5 separate regions of the Homo sapiens genome follow, and all the other regions are linked to region 1. A link is a contact called in ENCODE Hi-C or POLR2A ChIA-PET data. All regions are on one chromosome and are shown on one strand. Each heading gives the region's core, a stretch centred on a gene start or an enhancer-like site at or near the end of the contact. The rest is flanking DNA. Distances are from core to core; before and after follow the strand shown. Region 1 holds the start of CEP131 (centrosomal protein 131). Region 2 holds the start of ALYREF (Aly/REF export factor). Region 3 holds the start of ASPSCR1 (ASPSCR1 tether for SLC2A4, UBX domain containing). Region 4 holds the start of PCYT2 (phosphate cytidylyltransferase 2, ethanolamine). Region 5 holds the start of MCRIP1 (MAPK regulated corepressor interacting protein 1).

The links. Hi-C counts contacts between places; a loop is a spot of excess contacts on that map. ChIA-PET counts read pairs that join two places held with the same protein, here RNA polymerase II (POLR2A). Pooled maps may share reads with other maps.
Region 2: a pooled map shows a loop between it and region 1 (8-fold over the local background). The contact joins the promoter of ALYREF here to the promoter of CEP131 in region 1. A Hi-C loop is called at or near these places in 6 of 50 pooled maps.
Region 3: a loop to region 1 is called in a pooled map, with 12 times the contacts of the local background. The contact joins the promoter of ASPSCR1 here to the promoter of CEP131 in region 1. A Hi-C loop is called at or near these places in 1 of 37 single-sample maps with no recorded cell type and 8 of 50 pooled maps. POLR2A ChIA-PET finds 5 or more read pairs at or near these places in 2 of 52 experiments (HEK293 and naive thymus-derived CD8-positive, alpha-beta T cell).
Region 4: a loop to region 1 is called in a pooled map, with 10 times the contacts of the local background. The contact joins the promoter of PCYT2 here to the promoter of CEP131 in region 1. A Hi-C loop is called at or near these places in 8 of 50 pooled maps. POLR2A ChIA-PET finds 5 or more read pairs at or near these places in 2 of 52 experiments (A673 and activated T-cell).
Region 5: a loop to region 1 is called in a map with no recorded cell type, with 18 times the contacts of the local background. The contact joins the promoter of MCRIP1 here to the promoter of CEP131 in region 1. A Hi-C loop is called at or near these places in 2 of 37 single-sample maps with no recorded cell type and 7 of 50 pooled maps. POLR2A ChIA-PET finds 5 or more read pairs at or near these places in 1 of 52 experiments (activated B cell).

The regions. Positions count from the first base shown.
Region 1 is chr17:81,219,574-81,224,277 of GRCh38, reverse strand. It overlaps CEP131 (centrosomal protein 131), which reads left to right and starts at 1,313. Exons shown (of 26, transcript NM_014984.4): 1 at 1,313-1,509; 2 at 4,205-4,398. The coding sequence starts at 4,222. RefSeq lists silencers at 721-1,090, 1,251-1,580 and enhancers at 942-1,611, 1,612-2,281, 2,282-2,952.
Region 2 is chr17:81,889,376-81,894,363 of GRCh38, reverse strand. It overlaps ALYREF (Aly/REF export factor), which reads left to right and starts at 2,778. Exons shown (of 6, transcript NM_005782.4): 1 at 2,778-3,041; 2 at 3,544-3,675. The coding sequence starts at 2,784. It overlaps ANAPC11 (anaphase promoting complex subunit 11), which reads right to left and starts at 2,641. Exons shown (of 4, transcript NM_001002248.3): 1 at 2,523-2,641; 2 at 750-812. RefSeq lists silencers at 1,126-1,341, 2,222-2,761, 4,792-4,956 and an enhancer at 4,760-4,988.
Region 3 is chr17:81,974,127-81,978,878 of GRCh38, reverse strand. ASPSCR1 (ASPSCR1 tether for SLC2A4, UBX domain containing) reads right to left here and starts at 1,250. Exons shown (of 16, transcript NM_024083.4): 1 at 1,131-1,250. The coding sequence starts at 1,232. LOC105371939 (a long non-coding RNA gene) reads left to right here and starts at 1,394. Exons shown (of 2, transcript XR_933953.4): 1 at 1,394-1,511; 2 at 1,922-2,911. LOC124904087 (a long non-coding RNA gene) reads right to left here. Exons shown (of 2, transcript XR_007065951.1): 2 at 2,544-2,768. RefSeq lists a silencer at 755-1,614 and enhancers at 1,093-1,864, 1,865-2,638.
Region 4 is chr17:81,909,598-81,914,430 of GRCh38, reverse strand. It overlaps PCYT2 (phosphate cytidylyltransferase 2, ethanolamine), which reads left to right and starts at 3,032. Exons shown (of 13, transcript NM_002861.5): 1 at 3,032-3,164; 2 at 4,829-4,833. The coding sequence starts at 3,076. It overlaps SIRT7 (sirtuin 7), which reads left to right. Exons shown (of 10, transcript NM_016538.3): 7 at 1-137; 8 at 264-344; 9 at 551-657; 10 at 1,817-2,492. The coding sequence ends at 2,015. RefSeq lists silencers at 2,679-2,848, 2,879-3,168, 3,329-3,468.
Region 5 is chr17:81,831,811-81,836,431 of GRCh38, reverse strand. It overlaps MCRIP1 (MAPK regulated corepressor interacting protein 1), which reads left to right and starts at 3,141. Exons shown (of 5, transcript NM_207368.5): 1 at 3,141-3,194. It overlaps PPP1R27 (protein phosphatase 1 regulatory subunit 27), which reads left to right and starts at 1,382. Exons shown (of 3, transcript NM_001007533.4): 1 at 1,382-1,668; 2 at 1,779-1,929; 3 at 2,580-2,940. The coding sequence starts at 1,479. The coding sequence ends at 2,703. RefSeq lists enhancers at 1,085-1,597, 1,598-2,110, 2,624-3,137, 4,164-4,621 and silencers at 2,733-2,852, 2,963-3,522.

The sequences.
Region 1 (4,704 bases), core at 64-2,563:
TGGAATTACAGGTGGGACCCACTGCGCCCGGCCGGCAGTTTCTTATAAACAATCATTTGATCCAGCAACCCCACTCCTGGGTATTTACACAAGAGAAATGAAAAGTTGTGTCCACACAGAAGCCGATGAGTGAATGTTTATGGCAGCGTCATTCATAATTGCCAAGCACCAGGAACAATCTCTGCGTCCTTCATTTGATGAATAAAACCATCAATAAATAAAACCATCTGAACCGGTGGTTCACACCGGTTACAGGATACCACTCAGCAATAAAGAGGAACCAGCATGAATCTCAAAATGCGAAGTGGTAGAAGCCAGACCCACAGGCGCGCTGCGCGACATCCCTTTTGTGTGACATTCTGGAAAAGGCTGCCTCTAGGGATGGAGAACAGAGAGAACTGAGCAGCCGCCACCAGCAGTCAGCAGGTACGGGATCCGGAGGGAGAATGTTCTGTAACTAAAGTTACACAACTCCACTGCACACCAAAAAATGTGGATTTTACTGAAACCAAACTTTTTATTTTACAGAGCACTGGACTTTTTAAAAAGCGGGGGCAGGGGAGACCAGTGTGCTGTGACTTTTAGGGGAAGGATGGCTTCCCTGGAGAGGACCTGGGCGGAATCCCCAGGGCTCCCGGAGAGAGGGGGAGTCACAGAGCGGCTACGCACGGGGCGCAGCGTTAAAACTTTGGAGAAGGAAAAAAAACAACAAAGCAGCGCGAAGGGAAGGAGGTCAGGGAGGTTAGCAAGGCGCCCACACGCCCTCGCAGTCGTACTGAGTAACGAGGGGAGTCGCGCACGTGGGTGGGGACAGAGCGGCCTAGGACACTGGGGGAGCCCCGGGCCGCGGGAGTGCGGCGGCCTGGGGGTGTCGGGGAGCCGAGCCGAGGCCGCGTGCTCCTCGCGCCCTCCCTGGTGTCTCCTCCCCAGGCCCTGCGTGCCCCGCCCACACCTGCCTTGCCCCGCCCACATCTGCCTCGCCCTACTCGCCCATCACACCCCCACCTCACGCCCCGCCCACAACCGCTGGGGCCCCGCCCCTGCCCGGCCAGCTCCTCCCGCCGCCCTCGGTCCCCCGCCCCCTATATGACCCGCCCCTTTCCAGCCGCGTCCAATCGGCCGCTCTCTGTAGTCGCGTCCCTCAGCCATCCGCCGCTCCTCCCACGCTTGAACTTCCCGAAGGACAGCCGAGCGGCCCAATGAGCTCCCGGGACGGCCTGAGCGGGAGCGTGAAGGGCCAATCCGGAGTCGGCGCGCGCAGGAAAGGCGGGCCGGCGTGACGGGCTGGGGAGGTGGTGCCAGGCTGGTTGCTAGCTGCCGCCGCTGCTCACCCCGGCCGTCCGGCCGCTTCATTGTCACCGGGCCTCGGGGCAGTGTTGGGGGTGGCGGGGCGCCAGGTCGCCGACCCGAGGTTTGGGCGCGACTGGTTCCGCATCCCCTCCCCGCCGGCCGAATCTGCAGGCCCCGCGCGCCAGGCAGGCTTCGCGGCTGCGCCCCCGGCCCGCGCAGGTGAGGGGGGCCCGGGCAAGGGAGGGGGTTGCAGGGCGCACGGAGGTTGGAGGGGTCCGGAGCCCGCGCAGGTGGGAGGCCCTGGTCCAGTGATGAAGTGATGGGGATCCGGGGCACGCACAGGTGAGTGGGGGGATCTGGTGCCCGCGCAATTGAAGGCGGGATCCGGGGGAAGTGAGGGGGATCCAGGGTGCGCACAGGTGAGGGAGGTCCGGGGCCCGCGCAGGTGAAGACAGGCTCGTGCCTGAGGGTGTGGGTCCCCACCTCCATCCCCTCCACCCTCTCCACCTCCCTCCACTCCCCTCCGGTCCCCAGGACAACATGGAGTCCAGTCCCGGCATCTCTGGCCCGGCTGCCTTAAGCCCTGGGGAAAATGGGGAGATGGGAGCTGCCCTGAGGACAAGTGGAGGGCTCTGCTCTGCGCGTGGGCTCTGGCCTCTCTGTCCAGGGTCAGGGTCAGGGTCAGGGTCAGCCCACCCTGGGAACCAGGTCCTGGCGCTGGTCATCAGTCCCCGCCCCTTCAGGTCCTGGGAGGGACACAGTTTTATCCAAGATGTAGTGGCCTCCCAGGCCTCCCTTCTTCTGGCTTGGAGGTTTCCATGGAGAGGCCCCGTTCGCCATCCCAGAGCCGCTTGCAAGTGTGGCTGGGAGAGCAGAGTCCTGGGCTCCAAGGGCTTGCATGGGTCCAGCCAGGGGTGGACAGTGCCCTGCAGGAGGAGGGTGTTAAGTTTCTTCCGCACAGCCGGAAGTGCATAACTGAGGACTGGGACCTGGTCAGTGGCAGGGTCAGCCTCTAGGGAGTAGGGGTATCCATCGCTCCGTGGAAGGGACCTTGGGGGACCTGCTGTGGGGTGCCGGGCTGAAGGAAGCCCAGGGTGACCTTGGGCGATAGGCTGGGTGCCTGCTGGCCTACTGGAGGCCACCGTGGCAGGGAGGTAATTCTCGAGGTTGGTCCCTGGCGCCAGCTTCTCCCGTTCATCTACGGGTTCAGCTGAGTGCCTTTCCCTGCAGGTGCTGGGGTTGCTCAGGAGCCACACAATTCATAAACCAACTGTGTGCGGCCACAGGAAGGGAGTCCGAGCCGGATGGGGAGTGAAGAGTGATGGGTGCTCAAGGAAGGCCTCTGAGTGCAGGGAGGGAGTGTCCTGAGACCTAGAGGCAGGGGACTGGCCGGGGCCAAGCTGGCTGAGTTTGAGGAGAACCAGGGAGGCTGTGTTGGCTAAAGCCACAACAAAGGGGCACAGCAGGGGAGCTGGCGAGGTCACAGAGAGTACAGGGCCAGATCTTGCAGGAGTTGGATGTGTAGACTTTATTCTCTGTGCCTAGGAAGCTGTTGCAGGGTTTTTGGCAGGGGCACATGCACGAGCTGAGACCCGTTCAGAAAGATCAGAAAGACTCGTTCAGAAAGAGGTGCCATGTGGGGACGGGCTGGGGGCCGGCAGGGTTTGCTCTGAGAAGTTCCAAAGTAAGGAAGCCAGCATCCCCAAGCTAATCCCCTCGATCGATCGTCAGAACCCCCGTCCCCTGCTGGAATAACACATTACCCAGGGAGTGTTTGCCCGGTGCAGCCTTGAGGCCTTGAGACCAGCATCTTGTCTGGACCTCACAAAACCACTCCCGCGTTTTTTTTTTTTTTTTTTTTTTGAGATGGAGTCTCGCTATGTTGCCCAGGCTGGAGTGCAGTGTCACGATCTTGGCTCACTGTAAACTCCGCCTACCAGGTTCAAGTAATTCCCCTGCTTCAGCCTCCCAAGTAGTTGGGATTACAGGCGCTCGCCACCACGCCCGGCTAATTTTTTGAAGTTTTTAGTAGAGGTGGGGTTTCACTGTGTTGCTTAGGCTGGTCTTGAACTCCTGAGCTCAGGCAATCTGCCTGCCTTGGTCTCCCAAAGTGCTGGGATTACAGGAGTGAGCCACTGTGCCCGGCCAACACGCAACCCCTTTTTAAAATGTGTATTTTTACTTAGGGGCCGGGTACGGTGGCTCATGCCTGTAATCCCAGCACTTTGGGAGGCCGAGGCAGGCGAATCACCTGAGGTCAGGAGTTCGAGACCAGCCTGGCCAACATGGCAAAACCCCGTTTCTACTTCTACTAAAAATACAAAAATTAGCCAGGCGTGGTGGCGGGCACCTGTAATCCCAGCTACTCAGGAGGCTGAGGCAGGAGAATCGCTTGAACCCGGGAGGCAGAGGTGGCAATGAGCCGAGATCGCGCCACTGCACTCCAGCCTGGGTGACAAGAACGAGACTCTGTTTCAAAAACATAATAAAATAAAAAATAAATCAAATGTCCCTTTTACAGAAGAAAACAGTGGGGCTCGGGGCAGTGACTTTCTCAGAATCACGGTGTGGGGTAGATGGCAGAACCTGGCTCACATCGACAATGGCCTGTGGCCCAGGCTCCCTCTGGGGTGCTGCTGGCTTATTCCCACCCACGGGCCTTGCCCTCGCCACCCACCTGTCCATCATCCAGGGCCCTCCTGCCCTGGCATACACTGACATTGGGCTCAGAACAGCTCCCTCATGTTCCTGTCGAGGAGCCTGCCACCAGCCAGAGGGGTGCATAGGTTGTGACAGGCCTTCCCAGGAAGTTTGGTGGCCAGTGGACCCAGCTGAGGCTGGGCTGGAGATGGTGGGTGCAGGGGACTGTAGTTCCCCCACGGCATCTCATTGCAGCTCTTGCTTCCCCGCTCAGGACCTGCCTTGTCCACCATGAAAGGCACCCGGGCCATCGGCAGCGTCCCGGAGCGCAGCCCAGCAGGTGTGGACCTGAGTCTGACAGGTCTCCCTCCGCCTGTGTCCCGGCGTCCTGGCAGTGCCGCCACCACCAAGCCCATCGTCCGCTCTGTCTCCGTGGTCACAGGCAGCGAGCAGAAGAGGAAGGTGCTGGTGAGTACTGTGGCCTAGGAGTCCGGGCCCCTGCCTCCTGGAGGGCTGTTGTTCAGTTGGCATCTGACCCCTGGGTCCAGCTCCACAGGTGAACAAGTGCCTCACATCTGGACATGCTGGATCCTCGTGGCTGTTCCAGGAGGCAGGTAGGACTTGAGTCTTACAGGCGTGGGTGCTGAATCACTAGAAAGTCAAGCCAGAGCTTGGATTCTTTCAGCAACAGCCCCAGGCCTCCTGTGCCACCGCCCTTTGGATTTGTTTGAATCCTCAGGAAATGGGGTTGGCTGGGCTCGGTGGCTCACGCCT
Region 2 (4,988 bases), core at 1,529-4,028, 670 kb before region 1:
TCAGGGGGCCAAGGCAGGAAGATCATACCGGCCCAGGAGTCCGAACCCAGCCTGGGAAACATCGTGAGCCCTGTTTCTATTTTATTTTACTTTTATTTTTATTAATTTTTTTTTTTTGAGACAGAGTCTCACTCTGTCACCCAGGCTGTAGTGCAGTGGCATGATCTCAGCTCATTTCTTGTGCTTCGGCCTCCTGAGTAGCTGAGGCTATAGGCACGTGACTCCACGCCCGACTAATTTTTGTATTTTTAGTAGTCGAGGTTTCACCATGTAGGCCAGGCTGGTCTTGAACTCCTGGCCTCAAGCGATCTGCCACTGCGGCCTCCCAAAGTGCTGGGATTACAGGCGTGAACCCCTATGCCCTGCTATGAGCCCCGTTTCTATTAAAACAAATAACAAGTAAAGGGCTCTGGGCCCAGAGGGTCAGGGCTGCAGGGGAGCTACGGGAGAACAGCAAGCCCCAGCAGCAATCCGCTTTGTGGCTCACACCTGTGATCCCAGCACTCTGGGAGGCCAACTCGGGAGGATCGCCTGAGCTCAGGAGTTTGAGACCAGCCTGTGTAACACAGTGAGACTGAGTCTCTACCAAAAAAAAAAAAAAAAAAAAAGGAAAAAAAAGAACTATCTGTGAGGTTTCTTTAGCCATCTAGAGAAAGGGCACACTCTTCTCTCCAAGGGAAGGGACTCAGCTCCTTACGGACAAGGAGATCACATTTGGGAGCACAGGACAGTCAGGAGTTTGGTTTTACCTCACGTTGAGGATATCTTCAAAGATCTCAAATGGGCCTGGCCAACATGACGAAACTCCGTCTCTACAAAAAATACAAAAAAATTAGCCGCAGGTGGTGGCTCATGCTTGTAATCCCAGCACTTTGGGAGGCCGAGGAGGGTGGATCACTTGAGGTCAGGAGTTCGAGACCAACCTGGCCAACATGGTGAAACCCCATCTCTACCAAAAAAACAAAAATTAGAGGCCAGGCGTAGTGGCTCACGCCTGTAATCCCAGCACTTTGGGAGGCTGAGGCAGGCAGATCACAAGGTCAGGAGTTCAAGACCAGCCTGGCCAACATACTGAAACCCTGTCTCTACTAAAAATACAAAAAATTAGCCGGGTGTGGTGGTGGGCAACTGTAATCCCAGCTACTCGGGAGGGTGAGGCAAGAGAATCACTTGAACCTGGGAGGCGGAGGTTGCAGCGAGCTGAGATCACGCCAGCTCCCAGCTCTATTCGGGAAGCTGAGCCACAGGAATCACTTGGACCTGGGAGGCAGAGATTGCAGTGAGCCGAGATCGCACCACTGCACTCCAGCCTGGGCAACATAGTGGGACTGTCTCAAAAAAAAAAAAAAAAGCCAGCTGTGGTGGCGTGCACCAGCTGCCTGAGAGGCTGACGTGGGAGGATAGCTCGAGCCCAGGAGTTTGAGGCTGCAGTGAGCCAAGATCACACCACTGCACTCCACTCTGGGTGACGGAGGGAGACCCTGACTCAAAAAACAAAAACAAAAGCAAGTATCTCAAAACAACTTAAAATCCATGAAATGGGCTGGGTGTGGTGGCTCATGCCTGTAATCCCAGCACTTTGGGAGGCCAAGGCGGGCGGATCATCTGAGGTCAGGAGTTCAAGACCACCCTGGCCAACATGGCGAAACCCTGTCTCTATTAAAAATACAAACATTAGCCAGGTATGGTGGCACGTGCCTGTAGTCCCAGCTACTCGGGAGGCTGCCGCTGGAGACTCGCTTGAACCCAGGAGGCAGAGGTTGCAGTGAGCCGAGATCGCCCCACTGCACTCCAGCCTGGGCGACAGAATGAGACTGCCTCAAAAAAAAAAAAAAAAAATCAATGAAATGGCACACTGGTTTTCATTAATAAGTTGCAAAAATAATTTTTTTTTGGAGACAGGGTCTGGCTCTGTCGCCCAGGCTGGAGTGCAGTGGTGCCACCACGGCTCACTGCAGCCTCGACCTCCTGGGCTCAAGCAATCCTCCCACCTCGGCCTCCCAAGTAGCTGGTAGTACAGAAGTGCACCACCATGCCCAGCTCATTTTTTTTTTTAGAGATGGGGGTCTCACGATGTTGCCCCGGCTGGTCTCAAACTCCTGGGCTGAAGCGAACCTCTTGCCTCGGCCTCCCAAAGTGCTGGGATTACAGGCGTGAGGCCCGCGCCCGGCCCGCAAGAAAACTTGTAAAGGATATGACTGGCAAAATGTGACAGTGCAGACTTGGGGGGGCTGCAGGTGGAGACCAAAAAACCAACCCGCAGCTCGTCTGCAGCGGCTGCCGCCCGCCGAAGCCGCGCCCGCCGGACCCCACCGCGAGCCGAGCGCACAGTCCTGGGCGGGAGCGGAAACAAGGACTCCCAGCAGCTCCCAGGCACCCGCCGCGCCCGTAGCGCCCCCAGCGCCCCCAGCCCTGGCCGATCGGGCGGAGCGTGCGGGGAGGGAGGGGCGCGTAGGCTCCGCCTCCAACGGCCGCCGCCCCACCCCCTGCGCCCTCGCACCTTCGCCAACCTAATCACGCACCGCCCTACCCGCCCTTCCGTTGGCAGCGCCGGCGTCCGCGCGGGAAGGTATAAAAACGACCACAGTCGCGGCCCGACTCCCTCAACAGCGCCCGCCGAGTCTCGCACGCCAGTGCGCACGCGCCTCCCCGCCTCACCCCGTCCCGCGCGCGCAGCCGTCCGCCAGCGGCCAATCAGCAGCCGCTCCGAGGCCGTGGCACCGGAAGGCCTCACGCGGCGCCGGAAGTGACGTGCCGGCGTGCTGACGCGCGGGCTCGAGCCGATGCCCGATTCCGCGCCCGCCATGGCCGACAAAATGGACATGTCTCTGGACGACATCATTAAACTGAACCGGAGCCAGCGAGGCGGCCGGGGCGGGGGCCGGGGCCGCGGCCGGGCCGGCTCCCAGGGCGGCCGCGGCGGTGGGGCGCAGGCCGCCGCGCGAGTGAATCGAGGCGGCGGGCCCATCCGGAACCGGCCGGCCATCGCCCGCGGCGCGGCCGGCGGAGGCGGCAGGAACCGACCGGCGCCCTACAGCAGGGTGAGTGCGGAGGCCGGCCGCGCCGGAGAGTGGGAGGGGGCCAGCCGGGGCTGGGGCCGGGGCCGCTCGCGGCGGAGACCCGGGCCGGCGGGTGGATAAGGCTGGTGGAGCGGCCGCCCGGAGGTCCGGAGGGTGCGTGTGGGCGCGGAGGGGGTGGTGGGCGGGAGCGAGGTCGTTCTTTCGGGGTCCGGTCCCGGAGGCTGAGACCCTTCCCAGCTCTTTGTTTGTTCCGGACGTTGGGGCCTCGTGGCAGGAGAGGAGGGGACGCTGGGCGCGGCACAGGCGGCGGGAAGTTAGTCTAAGGGAACTGAAGTTGTGCGGCCGCGGTGGGACCGTGCGGCCTCGGGCTGGGGCAGCTGCAGCGCCGGAGGGAGCGCTGGCGGCCCCGTTTCGGCCGGATCCTCTCAGGCCGGGAAGAGGAAGGGTCCGGAGTAGCCGTGAGGGTCAGGAAAGCCCTGGACTGAGACTCACAGATCTGCTCTTGTTGCGGTTTTTTTTTCAGCCAAAACAACTTCCCGACAAGTGGCAGCACGATCTTTTCGACAGTGGCTTCGGCGGTGGTGCCGGCGTGGAGACAGGTGGGAAACTGCTGGTGTCCAATCTGGATTTTGGAGTCTCAGACGCCGATATTCAGGTAAGAGACGAGGGCTTCTCGGTGAGCCGTTCGCCCTGCACAGGACGGATCGTGATTTTGGGGATGTGGCCCTGAGTCCCCTTCCCGCCTTAGCGAAGGGAGCCCTCCCAGCTCTGAAGGGCTGCAGGACAGACCCAGTGCTAGTAAAGCCGGGGTCAGTGCGCAGGCAGGTGCGAGCCTAGCTGAGCCTGAGGAACTGCTGCTGTTAGTCTGAAGATGGGTTCTGTGAGTGAAAATCCCCTGCCAGGGCTTCCAGTTTCTAACAGGGACAAAGACTGACCAAATGTGAGTGGTTTTTGGCTGTTAGACCCAGCCCAGTTGCTTTTTAAATTTTGTGCCTGTCTTAGTGGGTTAATGTGAGAAAAAGAATCTTCTTTATGTATCTTGTGAAGCACAGGGAGTCTGTTTTTCTGGCTCTGTTTGCCTTGAGTACTGTCTTATAAAGACCTTGTACGCTGTGGTTTTATCACTCCCCACCGCCGTGTCCCGTCAGTGACATGACTCTCAAATCCATCTTTGGTTGAAGCTTTTCTTTTTTAAAAAAAGAAAAATTGAATCCCAATGGCATTTCAACTTGTTTTCTGGTTAAGAAATGACTTTTTGGGAATCAGTTTTGGAGATGGCTGGGCAGGGTTCAGTTGCCCACAGCCCAGCCATTTGCCTTGGGAGGACAGAGTAGGGCCAGTGAGCACTCACAGTGTCTCAACACTTTTTTTAAGGTGGTTTCTAGCATCCACTGGAAACCGCTTTTGGTGAACTCCAGTTCCCGCTGTGTGCCTGCGGCCGGAGTATCCCCACACTCTGGGTTCCCTCTCCAACTCCCAGCCTGCCTGAGGTCAGGGCAGTTTCCATGACAGCGCTTGACTTCAGACTTTGCCGCAGGCTTGAGTAGGAGGAGAGGGAAAGGTGAGCCAGAATCTGCCTTTGGGGGAGGGGCTGGGGTCAGGGCTCCCGAATCTACAGGCCCTTCAAGCTGGTCTGATATCGGACTGCTTCCCTTGCTCTTGATTTTGGCCTTTACCGTTTCTTGGAACAGCCCTTGGGTGTGTTGTACATTTTCCTTTGTTGAAGAGGATAGTGGCTTAATTTTGTGCCCGTTGCTAGTGGGCTTTGCAGCTTCCTCTACCTGCATCGTGGTACACGTGTCAGGTCCCCACAATGGCAGGAGCCCTCAGACCCAGGTGCTCTTGGAAGTTGCTGTCCCTCCTGCCCCGCCCTTCCCTCATTTCCCGTTAACCACTGTCCTGCCTCCCAGAGAACCACCCCCAAAGCAACTCACGCTTCCAGGGCCTGTCCCTGGGCCACCAGAAGGA
Region 3 (4,752 bases), core at 1-2,500, 750 kb before region 1:
CCCTGTAGTTCTGCAACCTGCCTTAAACTTGCCTAGCACAAGCTACCCCCTGGCTCTGGCACGGTTCTGTGCACCTGCTGCCACTGCCTGCACCGCCTCCGCCCCTCTTCTCCATAAAAAGCCAAAGCCGTGGCCTTGCACCAAGGGGTCCCGCGCAGCCTCTGCGGGAGCGCCCCACTTCCGCACTCTGCACGCCTGGCACCAACAGCCTCCTGGCTGCGCCCTCCACCTGCCCAGGCCTGGGGACCCCACGCCGTGGGCTGCTCCCGCAAACTCCGAGTCGTGTGCACCTTCGGATCCTCACGGTCCCCCACGCAGCAGAGGCTCAATAAATACTTTTTTTTTTTTTTTTTGATATGGAGTCTCGCTCTGTCTCCCAGGCTGGAGTGCAGTAGCGCGATCTCGGCTCACTGCAAGCTCTGCCTCCCAGGTTCACGCCATTCTCCTGCCTCAGCCTCCCGAGTAGCTGGGACTACAGGCGCCCGCCACCACGCCCGGCTAAATTTTTTTGTATTTTTTTAGTACAGACGGGGTTTCACCGTTTTAGCCAGGATGGTCTTGATCTCTTGACCTCGTGATCCACCCGCCTCGGCATCCCACAGTGCTGGGATTTACAGGCGTGAGCCACCGCGCCCAGCCAATACTTTTACATTTAATTGATTCGCGGTCACAAGGTGCCCAAGTAAAAGTGCAGTGAGTGACTCGGCAAAAATCGCTTCCAGGCCCCACGGCCGGGACATCTGCCACCGCGCAACCCGGGCTCCCGCTCCGGGGGACGCCCCGGAATGGGAACGCGGGTCTAGGGCTCCACTCCTCCCTCTTCCCGGCGCCCTCGCGAGCTGGGCTCGGCCGGGCGCCGAGTACTCGATGCGGGTGACACGCGGCGCCGTTCTACCTCACCCCTGGGAAGGCTCGCCACCGCCCCGCCCCCACTCGGGACCCCCGGGACCCCCGGGACCCCAGCGGAAGCGCAGGTGACGGCGAGCAGGGGGCGGGGCCGCCGCTCAGGAGGCCGCTCATTGGCCGCCGAGGCCCCGCCCCCGAACACCGGGACGCCGACCGCAATGGGCGGGGCCTCGGCGCAGCGCCCCCCGCCCGCCTACCCGTCCGCCCCGGGCGGGCGGCCGCACCTGAAGCAGCACGGTGCTCGGCGTCACCTTCACCGTGTGGCGCCGGCCGTTCGGGGCCAGCACCGACACCGCGGAGCCTCCGCCGCCTGCCGGGGCCGCCATTTTCCGCTCACGTGACCCGCCGCCGGGCCGGCGTCAAACAACTTTATCGGCAACAGCCAGGACGCGCAGCCACGCGGCCAGGGGGCGGGGCCGCAGCGCACTTCCGGGTCCTGCCAGGCCCCGCCCTTTCCCCACCCACGGCGCCCCGGCCCCGCCCTTGGGCCGCCAAAGCCCGCGCCAGACCCGGAAAGCGCGGTCGTCCTCTGCCTCCGGGAAGCGCGGCTTGGATGGGCTCGCCGGGGCCAGGCTGGGCCGGGGCTGGGCGCGCGGTCACCCCCGGTGAGCGGCACTGAGCCCCGGGGTCCCAGCGGTCCGCGCTCGCCCACCCTCGCTTCGTCCCTGACACGTCCCCAGCTCGGTGCCCTGCTCTCCCCCGACCCTCCCGGCTTCCTCCACTCCAGCAGCTGAGCCTCTTCCCTGCCCACCTGTCCCTGTGGTCAGCGTCCACCTCCTGACCTTATGGTTTGGGGCAGTCCCCCCGCCCCTGTACGGATCCTCCCTGGGTGTTGGGACTCGTGGCCCTCAGTCTAGACCTGATTTCTTTCATCCTAAAATGGGAGTGCAGAATCTGGCAGCCCTAGGGCTGCCGCGACGGTCCCTAAACCTGAGGGTAGGAAAGGCGGGAGACCGGTTTCAGAACCGTGGGGTGAGCGAACTTGAGTCTCACCGGAGCTCCTGCCGACCCACAGGCACTCAAGGACTTCCCGCACCAACCCATGCTGAGGAGGGGCTTGGTGGCAGCCTCAGGAAACACTCCCATCGCCAGCCACCGCAGCAGGGAAAGCACCTGGCCTCACCAGCTCCAGGCTTCCAGAAGGAGCTGCCCTCCTGACTCGCAGCCGTCGAATGTGCTTAGCTCCCAGCACCTGGGCCACTCATGGACAGCACTCGCACGTGTTCCGCCCCGCCCCCCACCTCCATGGCTCAGCCGGGCCTTGGCACTCCTCTCTCCATGTGCCTGCCTGTCTCTGCGGACTCCTGGCTAGGGCTCAGCTGCCCAGTAGCCTGTGGAAGGGGGAACTGGTGCAGTTATCAGTCAATCCTCCCACAGGGCTGGGATTACACACGTGAGCCACCGCACCCGGCAGTCATTGCTGAGTCTAAGGACATCTCTGCATGGGTGCTGTTGTGCCTTCCTGTCGATGACATATCCATGTCACCCACACACACCTGTATGCTGACAAACACGGACATCTATGTACATTGGAGAAACCTGGGGAAAGCCCCAGGCTAGCCATAGCCCTCCCATCCAGCCAGCCAGTCCCATGCTCTGTGCAACCTCAGAACCTTACTGAGCCACACATCACCTGGTGGGTTTTAATTCTTTAGTGGCGTTTTTGAAGAGTCTGTTCCTATTTTCCTTAGACTGTCCCACAGTCTGGATCCTTGGTTAAACGTTTGGGGCAATGATGAAGGGAGGTGACAAGTCAGCAGGAGGTGCAGGACATCAGCGTGGCCATGAGTGAGGACGTGAAGTTGAACCACTTGGTCAGCTTTGGGTCTGCTGAATTCCTCCATGGTCAAGGTCCGTGGCTCCTTGTGGAGTAATTAAGGCATGCGTGAGGTCATTCTCTGAGACCACAAGCATCAAGTTTTCCCAATAACCATTTGCCCAACAGTTTTAGCATCAGTTAATGAGTAGATTCAGTGTTAAACCGTAAAGCTGCAAAATCATGGCTTCCCAAGTTTATTGTTTCTTCTACATTTATAGTCACTTTCGGTCAAGCTTCCCCTTCTTTAAAAAGTTATTAAATATTTGGGAGGCTGAGGCAGGAGAATGGCGTGAATCCGGGAGGCAGAGCTCGCAGTGAGCTGAGATCACGCCACTGTACTCCAGCCTGGGAGACGGAGCAAGACTCTGTCTCAAAAAAAAAAAAAAAAAAAAAATTAAATATGGCCAGGCGCGGTGGCTCACGCCTGTAATCCCAGCACTTTGGGAGGCTGAGTTGGGCAGATCACAAGGTCAAGAGATTGAGACCATCTTGGCCAACATGGTGAAATCCTGTCTCTACTTAAAAAAAAAGTACAAAAATTAGCCGGGCATGGCGGTGCGTGCCTGTAATCCCAGCTATTCGGGACACTGAGGTAGGAGAATCACTTGAACCTGGGAGATGGAGGTTGCAACGAGCCAAGATCGCACCATTGCACTCCAGCCTGGGCGACAAGAGTGAAACCCCATCTTGAAATATATATATTTATTAATATGAATTCATGTATTTTTTTCATTCAGTCAGCATTCTTTTTGATGCTCAAATTGGTCCGAATTTGGCCAGTGAGACCTCCTTTAAGCTGGCTCCTATGCTTTTTTTGATAGGAGGGATGATCTTTTATCCTGATATTATTTCAAACTTAGCCGAGCAAGGTGGCTCACACCTGTAGTCTTAGCTACTCCGGTGGCCGAGGCAGGAGAATTACTTAAGTTCCAGCCTTAGTGAACCACTATTCATGCCTATGAATAACTACTGCACCCCAGCCCGAGCAACGTAGTACGATACCGTCTCAAAAAAGGAGAAGGAGAAGAAAGAAGAAGAGGGAGGAGGAAGGAAGAAAGAGAAGAAAAGTTTGCAAAAGCAAGAATTCCTGCTGTATATCTTTTTTTTTTTTTTTTTTTTTTGGAGATGGAGTCTCCCTCTGTCGCCAGGCTGGAGTGCAGTGGCGAAATCTCAGCTCACTGCAACCTCTGCCTCCCGGGTTCAAGCGATTCTTCTGCCTCAGCCTCCCGAGTAGCTGGGACTACAGGTGTGCAGCACCACACCCAGCTAGTTGTTGTTTTGTTTTGTTTTGTTTTTTGAGACGGAGTCTCGCTCTGTTGCCCAGGCTGGAGTGCAGTGGTGCAATCTCGGCTCACTGCAAGCTCCGCCTCCCGGGTTCACATCATTCTCCTGCCTCAGCCTCCCGAGTAGCTGGGACTACAGGCACCTGCCACCATGCCCGGCTAATTTTTTGTATTTTTAGTAGACATGGGGTTTCACCATGTTAGCCAGGATGGTCTCAATCTCCTGACCTCGTGATCCACCCGCCTCAGCCTCCCAAAGTGCTGGGATTACAGGTGTGAGCCACCACGCCCAGCCTCCTGTATATCTTTTAGCCAGATAAATCAGTGTTTACATGTCACCCCATTTGTTTTATCATATTCTCTTTCTCTCTCTCCATATACATGTAAAAACTTTTTCTGGCCAGGCACAGTGGCTTACACCTATAATCCCAGCACTTTGGGAGGCCAAAGTAGGAGGATCATTTGAGCCTAGGAGTTTGAGACCACCCTAGGCAACATAGTGAGACCCCAGCTCTACAAAAAATACAAAGGTTAGCTAGGCATGGTGGCATGTCCCTGTAGTCCCAGCGATTTGAGAGATTGAGGCAGGAGGATCACTTGAGCCCAGGAGGTCGAGGCTGCAGTAAAGACATTGAGCACCTTCGCCACTAAATACTTCAGTTTTTCTCTTTCCTAAGAATAAGGCCAGTCTCAACCAGGTGCAGTGGCTCACGCCTGTAATCCCAGCATTTTGGGAGACCAAGG
Region 4 (4,833 bases), core at 1,783-4,282, 690 kb before region 1:
AGTGTGGGACCCAGCTGCGGGACACCATTGTGCACTTTGGGGAGAGGGGGACGTTGGGGCAGCCTTTGAACTGGGAAGCGGCGACCGAGGCTGCCAGCAGAGCAGACACCATCCTGTGTCTAGGGTCCAGCCTGAAGGTACGTGCCGATGACACAATGAGTGAACCGAGCCCCTGCCCGCCCGAGGGTGTCCAGCTCTGCGGCCCAGCACTGTACAGACTTGTCCCTTGTGTGTGTGCGGTGTCTGTCTGTCTGCTTCCACAGGTTCTAAAGAAGTACCCACGCCTCTGGTGCATGACCAAGCCCCCTAGCCGGCGGCCGAAGCTTTACATCGTGAACCTGCAGGTAACTCGGGTGCTGAGAGCCACGTCCTTAGATCTGGGTCTTAGAACGCACAGCCAGAGACACCCCACACCCATGCACCAGGGCGGTCTGATAGGGCCCCCGTGGGTGCTCAGGGAGCACCGACTGAGCCCGTAGGGGCCAAGGCTGACAGGCCACCGGGAAGGGTTGGGCTGCTGTTACTCTCACTCGGCTTTCCCTGTCCTCAGTGGACCCCGAAGGATGACTGGGCTGCCCTGAAGCTACATGGGAAGTGTGATGACGTCATGCGGCTCCTCATGGCCGAGCTGGGCTTGGAGATCCCCGCCTATAGCAGGTGAGTGAGCCGCTGCAGCAGCCTGCTTCCCCGCACCTCTGTGTGCTGGGCCTTGTCTGTCTTCTCTCGTGAGCTGAGTGTGGAGGAAGCTCTGAGGTGTTTGCAGTGGTGCCTGAGGCATGACTGAAGCGTGGTGGTCTCCAGAGGGCCTGACCTCGGTGGTTGGCGGAGACCCTGCGTGTGCCACTCCTGCCCTGGCTGATGTGGCACACACAATCCCCGCGGGGAGAGGGATTCTGCCCGCGTGCTCCTGCTCCAGGCCTCCCCGTGGAGCTCTCCGAGATGCCTGGTGGGAAGCATCTGGAGGGGACGAGCACTCGGCAGCTCTGGTCAGACAGAATCTGTGTGCTTGGTTTTGGGAGTTGGCGTACTTTGGGAAAGCTTAAACAAACTGTGCCTTAATACAGAATTTGTGATAATTTAGACTTGGTGTATGTATTGAGTAAAAAGTTTACACTCTCTTTCTCTGTGAATTTTCAGGGTCTTATAGGGGAAATCAATAACTTCTTTTAATCAAAGGGTTCAAGAAATTAAGGATCCCTTCACCTTCTGGGCCTGGCACTTCTTGTATGTTATGTGTGTGGTGTTCTGTGATGTGGGCTATCGTGTACTGTATTTTTTTTTTACATTAACTTAGCTCATTTTCCTTATCAGTGCGTATCTGTATCTTAAGTTATGATCTGTGGTTCTGCATCTCCGTCAGACACATGCTTTCTTCACGGGGTCGTCTGTAGGCCACGCCTCCCTAGTCAGCTGGGAAGGGGGAGAGGGTCTGGTCCACCTGCCCCAGCGGTACAAGTGGAAGGTGGGGCCCAGAGTTGCTAGTGACTCATCCCTGGAGACGGAGGCAGCCCTGGGGCCACTGCTGCCCCACCCTGTGTGTGCACGCCGCTCAGTGGTGGACAAGGACACGGAGTTTTGAGGAGACCGAGCTAGTGTGGGTGCCGACCTTTGAGTCACCACCTAAGAGGTGACCTCTCCCACATCCGTTCTGCAGCTTGGTAACAATGAAGCTGCCGCCAACCAGAGCCCCGCCGCAGTTGACACGGGAGGGAAGGGGATGGGAAGGCAGGGACCGCAGACAGCTTTCCCGAGCTGGGGCAGGTGTGACTGCGAGAGGCTCCCAGGCCCGCCTGATGCCGCTTTCCCTTTTTGGCAGGTGGCAGGATCCCATTTTCTCACTGGCGACTCCCCTGCGTGCTGGTGAAGAAGGCAGCCACAGTCGGAAGTCGCTGTGCAGAAGCAGAGAGGAGGCCCCGCCTGGGGACCGGGGTGCACCGCTTAGCTCGGCCCCCATCCTAGGGGGCTGGTTTGGCAGGGGCTGCACAAAACGCACAAAAAGGAAGAAAGTGACGTAATCACGTGCTCGATGAAGAACAGTTGGCACTTTGCAGATGGCCAGTGTCACGGTGAAGGCTGGGTTGCCCCCACGGGTCTAGGGAGAACGAACTCTTTGGGGATGACATTTTCACCGTGACATTTTTAGCCATTTGTCCTTGAGGAAGCCCCTTGCACTGCTGCGGTTGTACCCTGATACGGCCTGGCCATCGAGGACACCTGCCCATCCGGCCTCTGTGTCAAGAGGTGGCAGCCGCACCTTTCTGTGAGAACGGAACTCGGGTTATTTCAGCCCCGGCCTGCAGAGTGGAAGCGCCCAGCGGCCTTTCCTCGCTCACCAGGCCAGTCTCAGGGCCTCACCGTATTTCTACTACTACTTAATGAAAAAGTGTGAACTTTATAGAATCCTCTCTGTACTGGATGTGCGGCAGAGGGGTGGCTCCGAGCCTCGGCTCTATGCAGACCTTTTTATTTCTATTAAACGTTTCTGCACTGGCTTCCGGTGTCCCCGAGTGGTCGGCGCGGGCTCCCCGGGCTCAGGTCTGCCGCCTGGCAGCTCGGTCGTGGCTTAAAACTCCCTTGGTTGGACAGGGGACAACTGTAGATTATTGTGCCAAAAAATAAGAAAAAAAACTCCCCTGGTTGGGACAGCGCCCCGTGGAGGTTCCCGGAGGTGGCGGCGGTGGGACGGTCCCCACGCCGCACTGCCCCGCCAGCCGAGCGCCAGGTGTGGGCGGTGCGGAGAGGCCAGGTGTGGGTCGGGGGGCGGGGCTCGGAAAGCGCGGCACACGCCATTGGCTGTGCGTTTGGAGGGGGCGGGACTCTGTCAGGGGCTCACGCCATTGGCCGTGCGCGGAGGTGCGGTGGGGCGCGGCCTTCGGGGGGTGGGGCTCGGGGCGGAGGGCGGGAGGCGGGGCGGGGGAGGCGGGGGCGGGGCTCGGGCCGAGCGGCGCACGCCATTGGCCGTGCGCAGCGGGTGAGGCCCGCGTGACGGCCGCTGAGCGTGCGCCTGGCGGGGCGGGCGGCGGCGCTCGGAGTCGCCGGGAGCTGCCAGGCTGTCCGCGCCGCCGCTGCGGGGCCATGATCCGGAACGGGCGCGGGGCTGCAGGCGGCGCAGAGCAGCCGGGCCCGGGGGGCAGGCGCGCCGTGAGGGTGTGGTGCGATGGCTGGTGAGCGCGGGGCCGGGGCGGGCCGCGGGGGCGCCGGGGCCGGCTTCCTTCCGGGGCGCCGCGCCAGCCGTTGCCCGGGGACCGGGCCCGCGTTCTGGGTGGCGTCCTCGTCCGGCATGGGCCGGGGCTGGCAGGCTGCGGGGCTCGCCTGCCGGGAGGGTCGGGCTGCAGAGGCTCCGCGCCCTGCCGTGGGCGACCCCGTCTACCTCTGGCGGAGGCCCCGCCCGGTCACGCCGACCTCTCCGGTGCAGCCACCGCGCTGAGATCTGGAGCCACGGCCTCCCTGCTTCTCCGTAACCACCAGCAACCAGCTTGCCCGGCTCCGGTCCAGGGGTTCCCCTGGCCTCCGGGCGAGCGTCCCTGTAGGTGGGCATCGGGTGCGACCTGCCTGTCCGGGACCCGCGGTGAAGCCCGCGGGCTCCCGGGTCCTCCTCCGCGGGGCTAGAATGCGATCGGTCTTCCCTGGCCAGTCAGAGGGCATTGTTTTAAGAAAAGTTTCGGGTTGTCAACAAGTGAAAGGAAGACGACCGTTACTGATAATTTGCTACCTCTGACCCTTTCACGTGCCTGCCGGATGGAATCCAGGAAGCAAGCGCCTCTATCTGATTAGCCCTTCCCAGGAGAGCAAGCAGGGCCTTGTCTTCTGTGTCCGAGTCACCTCTGGGAAAAGGAATGTGGCTTTGTGTCAGTGGACTTTGACCTTGCCCTGACCAGGCCCCAGCCCCATTCCAGACTGTGCTCCCCTGGCCCAGCCTCTGCCCCCTCCTCCCCTCCAGCCTGTCCAGTGGGTACATGGGCCCGCCAGATTTTACCCAGCATGTCTGCCGGGCTCCGCGCACTGTGGCAGGGGTGCTGGGAGGAAGCAGTGGTGTGCAGTGGAGCAACTCTGTGCACTGTGTGGGCTGCCAGGGTCACACCTCTCCCTGGAGAGGCAGGGACAGCTTTGTCCACTTGAGGGGATGGGCCGCTGCTGTAAAGAAGTGGCGAAGAAGCCAGGGCAGCGAGGCCCAGTTGGTGGCAGGGCTGTGTAGCTTTGGGCTTGAGAGTTCACGTGTTAGCAGACCTAGATTTGTGAATGAAAACTCTCGAGCCAGGTGGCAAGGCAGTGGCTGTTCACCCTTAGCGTTAAGCCTGCTGAGCTTGAGGCCGTAAGGGAGGAGAGACAGGATTTTCAGGGCCAGTGATTCCCAGGGTTTTATTTTGTGGTTGGATTTGTTTTGGGTTAGCCCCAGGGACTGTTTGCTTGTCTCAAGGTAGTCTAGGATCCAACCCTACCCCAAGAGTTAACATCGGCTTATTTTAAAGTGACTGCCCAGGGCAGTTGATATTTGGTGAGGGGATAGGACACGTGGCCCTGCAGCTTTCAGTGGGCTCCAGTCTGTCCTGCACCCACCAGTCCTCTAGACCCAGCCAGGCCTTGACATCTCTGCCCCTGCCACCCTTTCTAGATCTGGCACAGGGGTCCCACCGTCAGGCCCAGGAGCCAGTGGGGTGGAGAGCTGAGCACCTACATCCTCCGAATCCCAGTCCCAGGGCTCCCAGCAGCAGCTTCTCAGAGCGCTTCCTAAGGAGTCCTCAGAGGAGCAAAGCTCTGCCCCTAACCCACAGGGACACCTGGTCCCCACCCTTGGCACAGGGACCACCCACTCTCTCTGTCTCCACAGCTATG
Region 5 (4,621 bases), core at 1,892-4,391, 610 kb before region 1:
GCTCACGTCTGTAATCCCAGCACTTTGGGAGGCCGAGGCGGGCGGATCACAAGGCCAGGAGTTTGAGACCAGCCTGGCCAATATGGTGAAACCCCGTCTCTACTAAAAATACAAAAATTAGCCAGACGTGGTGGTGCATGCCCCTGTAGTCCCAGCTACTCGAGAAGGTGAGGCAAAATAATTACTTGAACCCGGGACGCAGAGGTTGCAGTGAACCGAGGTTGCGCCAATGTAGTCCAGCTTGGGCGACAGAGTGAGACTCTGACTCAAACAAACAAACAAAAAAATTCCCTTGGCTGTGCTTCTAGAGGTAAGATCACAGGGGCCGGGGCAGAGAGAGCACACCACCCAGGGTGTGATGGTCCCTGAACGTGGAGAGCAAACTGGACACCACCTTAAGTGTGAGTATGTGTGTCAAACCTGGAATGCAGAGACACTATGCAGGGTGAACCCATGAGTGTGTAGGGAATACCCTGTCCCCTGCAGGTGTGTGAGGCAGGGGAGCCAGGCACGTGGAGGAAAAGTCGCAGGACTGACTGAGCAGGAGCCTGAGGCACTGAGATCCCAGCCAAGGATGCCTGCGGGGTTTCTGAGCAGGAAGCAGCACCATCAGAGTCATTTTTTTTTTTTTTTTTTTTTTTTTTGAGACAGAGTCTTGCTCTGTCGCCCAGGCTGGAGTGCAGTGGCACGATCTCGGCTCACTGCAACCTCCGCCTCCCGGGTTCACGCCATTCTCCTGCCCCAGCCTCCCAAGTAGCTGGGACTATAGGCGCCCGCCATCACGCCCGGCTAATTTTTTGTATATTTAGTAGAGACGGGGTTTCACCGTGTTAGCCAGGATGGTCTCGATCTCCTGACCTCATGATCCGCCTGCCTAGGCCATCAGAGTAGTTTTGGGAAAACCACTGAGAGTGAGGCAAGCCACGCTGGAAGGTGAAAACTGACAGGTAGGGAGATGGAGGGGCTAAGGCCTGTTTCACCACAGCACGGTGGACCTGTGCTTCTGCAGATGTGGAGGGGGTGGCCGCCCCTCACTTTCCAGGAGGTAGAGAGCAAAAGCCCTTCCAATGACCTTGGTACCTACTGTGCCCTTGATCTCGCGTTCCTAGCTATCTCATGGGTTCTGCACCGGTGCCTCCTCCTGCCCTCGGTAAGGCACCTTCTAGGTCCAGCTGTGGGGCAGGGAGCGACAGGCAGGAATGATCTGACCCCTTTGGCCGGGCACGGTGACAGATGGGCTGAAAGATGAGTCACTAAACATGATCTGGGGTGCGGGGCGGGGGTGCAGCTCAGTTTCAGCCCCTCGCGCCGGGGAGGATGACCGTGCAGCTTTATATAGCCCCTGAGCCCTATATAAGCAAGTCAGAGGCCGGGGCTCGTCCGACAGGAGCCCTCAAGCTGATCTGGTCGGGACCGGATACATTATTAACCCCAGTGCAGTAGGGTCCCCAGGGGCAACCTGCCCCACAGCGCCCAAGATGCCTAGCAGAACTGCCCGCTATGCCCGCTACAGCCCACGGCAGCGGCGGCGGCGGATGCTGGCTGATCGCAGCGTGCGTTTCCCTAATGATGTCCTGTTCTTGGACCACATCCGGCAGGGTGACCTGGAGCAGGTGGGGCGCTTCATCCGGACTCGGAAAGTCTCCCTGGCCACCATCCACCCCTCAGGTGAGCAAAGCCTGGAAGAGCTGGCCAGGGCCTGTGGGGTGGTGGGAGAGGCCAGCAAGGAGGACCTGACCTGGGGCTCAGTCTTGACCCCTCCCGTCCTCCCTGCCCAGGCCTGGCCGCCTTGCATGAAGCCGTGCTCTCTGGAAACCTGGAATGCGTGAAGCTGCTGGTCAAATACGGGGCTGACATTCACCAGCGAGATGAGGCGGGCTGGACACCCCTGCACATTGCCTGCAGCGATGGGTACCCTGACATAGCCAGGTGAGGGGGCCCTGGGTCTACACAGGCTTGAACCCGACCCCTCCGGGCCTCAGTGGGTCCCCAGGATGGGAGCCCCAAAATGTAGCCCGGGTGGTGTCGGCAAGAACCCTAGAGGCTGGGGGCGGTGGCTCACGCCTGCGCCTGTAATCCCAGCACTTTGGGAGGCCGAGGTGGGCGGATCACCTGAGGTCAGGAGTTCGTGACAAGAACCCTCTCACTACTAAAAATACAAAATTAGCCACGCGTGGTGGCGCGCGCCTGTAATCCCAGCTACTCAAGGCTGAGGCAGGAGAATCACTTGAACCCGGGAAGTGGAGGTTGCCGTGAGTCGAGATCATGCCATTGCACTCCAGCCTGGGTGATAAGAGCGAAATTCTGTCTCAAAAAACAAAAAAAACAAAAAAAGAACCCTGCAAACCCTAGAGGCTTCTGGAATCCTGTTTCTGCCTTTGTCCTCAATAGAACCAACTTGAAAAGCTGGCCACAGCTTCCAAAGGGTCAGGTTTCTTCCTCCTCACCCTACCCGGACCTTAGGACCCCAAGGTGGGGGACACACAGGTGACCCCAGGACTCTGGCCCTCTGACCCGGGTTGGGGCGAGCACTCTCCTGGCTCCTCCCCGCTTCAGCCAGAGCGACCTTTACACCCCAGGTACCTTATCTCCCTGGGAGCGGACAGGGATGCAACCAACGACGATGGCGACCTGCCCTCCGACCTCATCGACCCGGACTACAAGGAGCTGGTGGAGCTCTTCAAAGGGACCACGATGGACTGAGCCAGCTTTGCCCGCCCGCCCCCGCGCCCAGGGCCGCCTCCCTGGAGAAGCCGCGCGTCGCCCATGGGCCAGCACGTGCCCCACCCGTGGGCCAGGGGCGGCCGGACCCGTCCCTCCACGACCCCGCCACCCCTCCTAGGCCTGGCTTTGTCCCCAGGTGAATTTTTTACTGTGACACTTTTTACTTTTTCAATAAACGTGACTCCCAGGTGAGGGGGCCTGGGTCTACACACGTGGTCCCTGTGGTGGTGTCCTGATTACTGGGCTCTGGCCGCTCCCAGTGGCCGGCGGCGCTCACCGTTCGGGCCAGGGAGGTCCGGAGCTTCCGCCACGAGCCCCAACCCCGCACGGGAATCCCGGCCGCCCCCGCCCTCCGCCAGCCGGGCGGTCACGTGAGAGCGCGCTGCGCCTGCGCCTGTGCAGCCCGCGGTGGCGTCACTTCCGGCGGGGCCTCCCAGCTGGAAGAGGCGGTGGCGGCGGGTCGGGGCGAGGTGAGGCGGGTGCGGCGCCGGGCGGCGGGGACGGGGCGGGGCGGGGCGGGCGCGGCTGGGCCCCGCCCTGGTGTCGCCGCGCGGCCGCGGGTGCCCTGCAGGGCCGGGCGGGGCCGGGCGCGGGGGAGTGGCCGGGCAGCCGGGGTCCGAGGGAGGGGCCCGCGTTCCCCGCCCGGCACCTGCAGGAGGGCGCGGCCCGCGGGGCGCCTGGGAGCGCGCGTGGGGAGGGCGCGGCTCGGACTGAGCGCCTTTCCCGCCCAGGCAGGGGCAGGTGCCGGGGACCCAGCGCCGCCGGACGCTCGCAGCGGGCCAGCCTTCTGCCGCCGTCGGGGCTTTGGGGCTGACAGAGCCCCGCTTTCCCGGTCTCCTGGAGGGACCGTGCCTGAGGATGCCTCCGATTCTCGGAGCGCCGCGGGCCCGGCCGTCCGCATTCTTTTTCTGTCCATTTTTCGGCCTTGCCCTCTTTCCCGTCTCCCCGGGCGGTGATGCTGGGCCTAACGGGGAGAACGGGGCCTCCGCCTGCCTTCTAGGCACTCACTGGGCGGTGGTTGTGACCGCGGGGGCGGGAGCCATACGGGGCACGGGCTGTGCTTCTCTCCCTCCTGCCCCTGGGTAGCCGTCGCAGGAAGGTGGTCTTTCAGCTGGATCCCCAAGGATGAGTAGGATAGTTTTGGGCAGAGAAGACAGCTTGACCAAAGGCCCTGAGGTGTAAACAGGGACCAGTGAGTGGACTTTGGGTGGGATGTGGCGAGAACGTGTAGAGAGGGTGGGAAGTGGGACGTGAAGGAAGAGCCAACAGGGCTGGATTTGGGGCGAGTCAGGGGAGGTTGTGGTTTGAGTGGGATCAGGATGGGGAGGAGGGCGCACACGCTCAGGCTGTTGCTGCCACCACCCAGGGGAGAGGGTGAGGAGGTGGTGCAGCGCTTAGAGGCTTTCCCTGGGCGGTCTTCAAGGGACCACGAGGTGCCAGTGTGGCAGCTGTGACAGCCGTATCCTCGTGCGCCTGCTTGGGCAATAGATCATTTTCTAGCCTCGTTGGCTGAAAAAGACACAGAACACGAAGAGAAAGTGGAGTCTTAGAAACTTTGAATCTCAGAAACTCCGGAGGAGCATGGTGACTAGCGATGGCGTCACTGATTCTAACTCTGGAACCTCACTATTGTCACGTTGCTGGAGTGTTACCTCATGGCCTGTTCTTAGGCATGTGGCTGTGTGGGGGAAAGAATTTGGGACTGGGAGGCCAGAGACTGGGGTTCTGTCCCCTCCCCACCTGGAAGTCTCTAAAGCCCTTGGGTCCCCTGGAGGAGGAAGGTTCTACATAGTTCTACCCAATGCGACTCCCCTCCCTATCTGGAGGGAGGGCCAGTCTCTGAGCAAAGCCACATGGGTATCAGTAGGGAGTGGGTCTTTCAGGGAGTCCAGAAACC